Regions from separate parts of the Homo sapiens genome. Here region 2 is linked to region 1. A link is a loop called in an ENCODE intact Hi-C map of the cell type or tissue named here. Cell type or tissue: ascending aorta. All regions are shown on one strand. Links, peaks and the distances in the headings refer to the core of each region. The heading gives the core; the rest is flanking DNA.

Region 1 (2,905 bases), core at 92-2,591:
CCAATCCTGGATGTTCCATCAGGAAAGGAACGGCCCCCTGTATTCCAGCTGCCCCTCCGCCCCAGTCAGGAAGCCCTGTGCCTCCTGGGGTGTCATGATGGGTGGGGCTGTGGGCCATGAGCAGACCTCAGGAGGGGCCTTTTCTGCTCCCAGCAGGCCCTGTGGGCTTCAGCAGGGGCTTGGAGACGGAGAGGGCAGGGAGCCCTGTGGTGCTGATTTGACATTTTTAGCTGAAGACCTTTGTTCCGACCAATTTCCAAGTAGCTTGGGGTTGGAGTGCATTCTGCTTTTTTCTTTTTCTTTTTTTCTTCTTCTTCTTCTTGTTTTTTTTTTTTTTTTTTTTTTGAAATCCTGGGCCTCTTTTTCCTTTTTCTTTCAAAGCGATGAAATAGAATCTGACCCTGGGAATCCCATTCTTGCCATCTCTTTCCCCAAGCCACCCTCTTCTGCCTGATCAAGGAGGCCTGGATTTCCTGGCAGCCTCTGGGTCTCAGAGGGTCTTTGGCCTTGAAACCCTGCTTCTAGCCCAGCCCCTCGCCCCTGTCTTCTGAGGGCTGCAGACTCCCCAGGGAGGCTGATATCCTGGCCTGGGGCCCTGGCTCGGGAGCTGCTGTGGGGTGGGGTCCACTATTTTTCTGTCCTCCTCCCTCTTGGAGACTTTGGCCCTCACTTGGCCTCAGGGTCAGTGGGTGGAAGAGCCGTAAGATAAAAATTTAGCCCACTTCCCAAGAACACAGACTTTTCCTAAGGAGGCCTGAACCAGGCAGCCAGAGCCCCTTCAATTTTCATCCAGTGGGGATGGCATGGTAAGAGCACTCAAAAATAAACAAATCAAAACTGAAAACATCAAAACAACTAAAAGCCGGACAATAGAAATTCCTTTTCCTTGTGAGCCCCAAAGTAAACAATGAAGATACCACCTCTGGGAAAGAGGACATGACAAACTTAGATTCTTTTGAAAACACATACTATTTGCCAAATCAGATGGCAAACCTCCTTCCAGCATCAAAATCCATGTGGTTCCAGGGAAGAACGGGGGCAGGGGGCGGGGGACGGTGTGGGAGGAGCCTTTGCGCCCCCAAACAGATGTCCAGGGAGGCGAGGCCAGAAAGCTTCCGTGGAGCAGTGATTTATTTTATTTTTTAGATCTAGATGTTTTGGCCGCATTTATTTATTTATTTCCAAAGGGCTATTTTTGGCGTCTGCCTGGGCTCCTTTGTAGCAAAGCCCCCTTTTCTAGAATTTCCTTTCCTTTATTAGAGTTACAGCTCAGCTTTGTGCGGCCCCCGGGGGAGCCGGCCAGCCGCTGGCAATTTCTCTCAGACACCCAATTACCCCCTGACGTCAGTGCCGCCTCGCCCAGCTCCCCTGGGTGCTTCCATTTTTCCCTTTGTAACACTAATAGCTGACTAGCTAAGTGCCTGTCGGCTCCTTGGCAGAGGAGGTGATTGTGTTTTCGGCTGGATACTAAATCCAAAAACTATGTAAAAATGTCAATAGGTGAGTGCACATTGATTTTGGTTAGTCACAGTGATATTTGAGCCCCTTTGGGGACTCTGTCTGGGGAAGTATTTTACAAGAAAGATAATATAACAGAAAATTACTGGAGCTCCGCGGGTCTCTGGTGGGTTTCTTAGAGGCCTGCTAAATTGCTGTAGAATCAACAAATGCTTTATTAATCTAAATTTGTGGTTTTGTTCTTTCTTCTCTTCAGAAGGTTGGAGTTTTAATGATGCAGGCGGCTCCGGCGGCCGGGCTCGGCAGCGCGGCCCGCACCTTGGCTGACGGGCTGGGGTACCCTGGCTGGTAATGAACTCTCAGAGGGTCCGGGAGCAGGGCGGCTGTGTTCCCAGCTGGCTTCCTGGGGAATGTGGAGCAGGCGCCGGGCCCACCGCTTGCCAGGCCGAGGTCTGTGCGAGCAGATAAAGTGAGGGGCTGAGGGCCTGGAACAGCTGTGGCGGGCCAGACTGACTGGGAGAGGCTGATAAGAGCCCAGAAGGAGCCCAGGCGGGCGGCGTGGCAGCGCCAGAAATCTGACGGGGTATCACGACTGGCAAAGAAAGTTAAACACGGCCGGATCGGGGGATGGTTGGCGGACCTGCGGAGAAAGATAATGGTAATTGATGGAATCAAAGTCGCAGCACAGCCTTGTGTTTTCTTGGCAATTAATTCCCCCACCCCTCCCCAGTTTCTAACCCCCTGGCATTCTTAGAGCCCAGGATGCCCCGTGAGCAGGCTGCACACTCAGATAATCAGCACATGCCCTCCTTGCTTCGGGGGGCGGGAGCAAAGGAGATGCAGCCAAGAAAAGACACAATTAGAGACCTGGTTTAAAAAAAAATGTTACAAACAAACAAGTCAGAAAAAGAAAACCCCACTGAAAAGTTAAGGACGTGTCACTCCGGGAGCTCATCTGATCTTGCTCTGGAAGGGAAGGAAGAAAATCGATGTCTTTGTAAGAGTGCCGCACTCTCCATCTCCTGGCTGGGCAGGACAATGTGGAGTCGGGCTGGTCCCTGCACACACACACACACGCACCCCCAGATGCTGCTGTGGGGAAAGGCGGCGTAATGGGGCAGTGGTTCATGCCACAGACAGATGTGCCCGCCTCTCCCCGTGTATCCTCCTGCCCCCTCTGCCTTTTGTCCCTTGAAAGGCATTGCTCCCCAACAATGGGCTGGTTAAGGCTGATTCGCATCACCGCGGGCTCATGCCGCCTGCCCGCACCGTAGGTAAGGCTTTCAGCTGGCCTTTTGTTGTGTCACTGACAACGTGCACACGCTGGGACACACCTGCTTGCAGAAACACGCGTGAACGCACAACTCTGGCACTCCTGCCCATCCCACTGCACGGTCCAGGGTACTGCTTCCTGGGCCAGTCCTGTTGTGCCCCAGGGAGCCCCTGT
Region 2 (2,905 bases), core at 110-2,609, 79 kb after region 1:
CTTGGGAAGGCTGCTGGGGAAATGGTGAGAGGCAGACACTGCAGGCCTGGTTTGGGGCTGGCTCTGCAATCCCAGTAAATCTTTTGGGGCCCAGTGTCCCAGTGGATGGCTTCTCCTGCTAAATGGTCTGAGCCCAGAGTGGCTGCCCTGCCGCTGACGGGGGTAAAAGTCCCCCTTAGTGGCACCAGGGGGACTTGGTGGGTAGAAGTGGCCCTGTTCAGCTCTGCAGCCTTCTCATAAACTCAGGGCACTTGGGGGTCTGAGGCAGGCCTCCCCTGGGACCCGGACTGCTGGAGAGCTCCCCTGCGGGGCGGTAAACCGGCCTTTTTATAGCGGGGGCCTCTGCATGGCTCTGCAGCCCGGAGACCCTGGGAGTTATGATGACTCAGGGACATGTCTCCTTGGAAACATTTTCCCAGCACCCCTCTCCTGGCTGCTGCTTGGAGGGGAGTGATTTGGATCTGATAGAAAGGCGAGGGTCTTTGGAAACCTTTCAATAGCAGGGTCTCCTTTGAAATCCCCCCTCCGCATGGAGAATGAGGCCCCTTCCCTGGGACTCCCCCAGCTTTTGAAATGGCTTTGACACTTCCTCCCCCAGAAGGCACATGAAAAACTTGGAGCAGCCCAGAGCTCTGTGCTGTGGCCTCCTGCCGGGTTGACCCAGCTCTGCCCAGTCGCCCTTTCCCCACCTCCCCTTCACCCCCTCCGAGGACTCTGGGAGGATGACTCCCACCTCTGCCGCCCCAGGAAATTGCTCTGCAGGAGGCCCCTGCCTTGGGCTCCCCGGGGGGGCTGCTGAAGGAGAGAGAGGGAGGCTTATGGGGGGCTTGGCCCAGAGGAAGCTGGTCCCCCACGGCTGGGAAGGGAGGAGCAGTGGGTCTGCCCACATGTGTTGAACATATATGTATAATGTATGTACACTGCCCTCCTGGGGCACATGGCACCTCACCCTGGGGGGCAGGGCCTGAGTCTGGAGACCCCCAGGAAGCCGATTTGCTGGAGAGGCCTTACTTTTAGTTTGTTTTGGGTGGGGATGGCTGGATAAGGGGTCTGAGAACTTGTCCTTGAGATAACAAACTTGCCATGACCCAGGTTGGCCCCAAGGGAGTGACTCAGCCTCTGGGCCCCTGGACGTCCTCACGCAGGGCCTCACGGGCCCCTTGGGGGAGCCCCGGGGAGGGTCAGGGCTGGGAAGGGATGGTCCTCAGGGAATCTTGTCAGGAACGCTTGCCCTTGCTGTCCTTGGAAAGTGGCTGTGGACTCTCTGGCGGGCAGCCAGGCCAGAGCCAGGCCTGTCCCGGTGGGGCATTAGTCATTCCGGAGGCCTGCTTTTCATGCTCACGCCGGCCCTTTCCCTGGGTGCCTTCAAGGGCTGGGCTCTGCTGTCAGGGGCAAATACATGGGGGAGGAAGTGGGTGTTTGGAAAATCAACCCCTCCTGCCTCCTGCCCAGGCTCTTAAAGTGTCCCCAGTGCCAGCTTCTGTCCTTGTGTGTCCTCTTGTCCCCAGCCCTCCCCTGTCACTGTGGCAGGACTGGCCCTGGCCAACCTGGAGGGAGGCATGTGTTTTGTGTCTGTGTGTGTATGTGTCTGTGTGTGTATGTGTATGTGTGTGTCTGTGTGTGTATGTGTATGTGTGTGTATGTGTGTGTTGTGTGTGTGTGGTGTGTGTGTGTGTGTGTGTGTGTGTGTGTAGAAGAGAGAGAGGGAAAGAGGGAGACAGACAGAGAGAGGGTTTTTCTACCTTACAAGTCTTTATGAAGCACATCCCTGGAGATACTTTCAAACCACCTTGCAGAGCCAGGGCCCACTGTTCAAGCTGCCATTTGGACCCTGGCCCCGTGCTGAAGGCCCAGCCTGCAGCATTTTGGAGGGGAAGGAGTCTCTGGTCCAAGGAGGACAGTCTGGAGTGGAAGTCAGTGTCTCGCCCCAGCTCCAGGGAGATACAAAAAACCCAAATAGAACCACAGAGGAAAATCTCATGAACATGAAAAGAAAAAGGGGTTCCTGTCTCCTTTCTGCCAGGATCACGTGTTGCTGAACCGGGCTGTGTCAGGCTCTTCAATGGTGCTTTTGATTCAGGTAACACCAGACCCAAAACATCTGTCTAACCTTAATATGTGATAAAAATGTCTCCCTCTCCCTCCAGAGATCATGTTTCAGGTTCTGGAACTGTTCTGTCAGAATAACAAGCCTGTACAGCAAGACTATAATCCAATTCTTTTTTATTCTTTTTTTTTTCGTTGCCAAACCCCCAAACTAGGGCATAGTCACTTCCCCCTCAACAGTCTTCCTGGCTGAGAGAACCAGCCCAAAGGACTTGGTTTCCCTGACTTTGAATCCCGTTGGTTCATTCGAGGAAGCTGTTTAGGTCTATGGAGAATCCATCAGTTCTGAATTTTAAAATAGTGGAAAATTTCTCATTTTCTTGAGTTCCTTTTGTATGCGTATGTGTTTGTTTGTTTGTTTTGGGGGAAGGCCTCTGTCATTGAGGTTTCTTCTAGTAGTAACCTCATACCTTCATGTTCAGTAAACACTATTAAAATCCTCGGTGGGCTCTGTGAGGGGCCGCTAACCCAGCTCAGGAGATGATAACCTGCAAGGTCAATGTAACGTCACAAGTCTAAGATAAGGGAGCTCAGAGGACAGGCATGTTGCCCAATCTGGGTATTCCAGGAAAACTTCCTGGAAGAGGTTACACCTAATCAGGGTCTCAGAGTATAAGAAGTAAGGTGGGAGGGGAATTCCAGGCAAAGAAACTAGTACAAGCCAATTATAGAGAAAAGAGGTCCATGTAGTATGTAGGGACACTGTACACAATTCAGTACTGCAACAGAACAAACTTTGAGGCAGGAGGTGGGTGGATCACAGCAAAGGGGATGAGGTAGAGTAGGTGAGAGAAGGTGA

Evidence for each region. Peaks named below come from ENCODE experiments on the same cell type or tissue, not always from the same donor. Only the 100,000 strongest peaks of a DNase experiment are listed, where the experiment ranks them.
Region 2: it touches region 1 in a loop (4-fold over the local background); 2 of 110 quality-filtered maps call a loop at or near these places.

The regions. Positions count from the first base shown.
Region 1 is chr16:49,697,636-49,700,540 of GRCh38, reverse strand. All of the region lies in intron 3 of ZNF423 (zinc finger protein 423), which reads left to right. Among named protein-coding and RNA genes, the nearest start is that of ZNF423, 160 kb to the left of the region's middle. RefSeq lists enhancers at 1-495, 1,178-1,859, 1,860-2,541, 2,542-2,905. In ascending aorta, for the core only: no CTCF peak of the experiment used is centred there; DNase peaks (open chromatin) are centred at 1,350 and 1,956; H3K4me3 peaks cover 2,053 bases; H3K27ac peaks cover 2,224 bases.
Region 2 is chr16:49,618,920-49,621,824 of GRCh38, reverse strand. All of the region lies in intron 5 of ZNF423 (zinc finger protein 423), which reads left to right. Among named protein-coding and RNA genes, the nearest start is that of LINC02179, 150 kb to the right of the region's middle. In ascending aorta, for the core only: no CTCF peak of the experiment used is centred there; a DNase peak (open chromatin) is centred at 1,274; H3K27ac peaks cover 2,500 bases.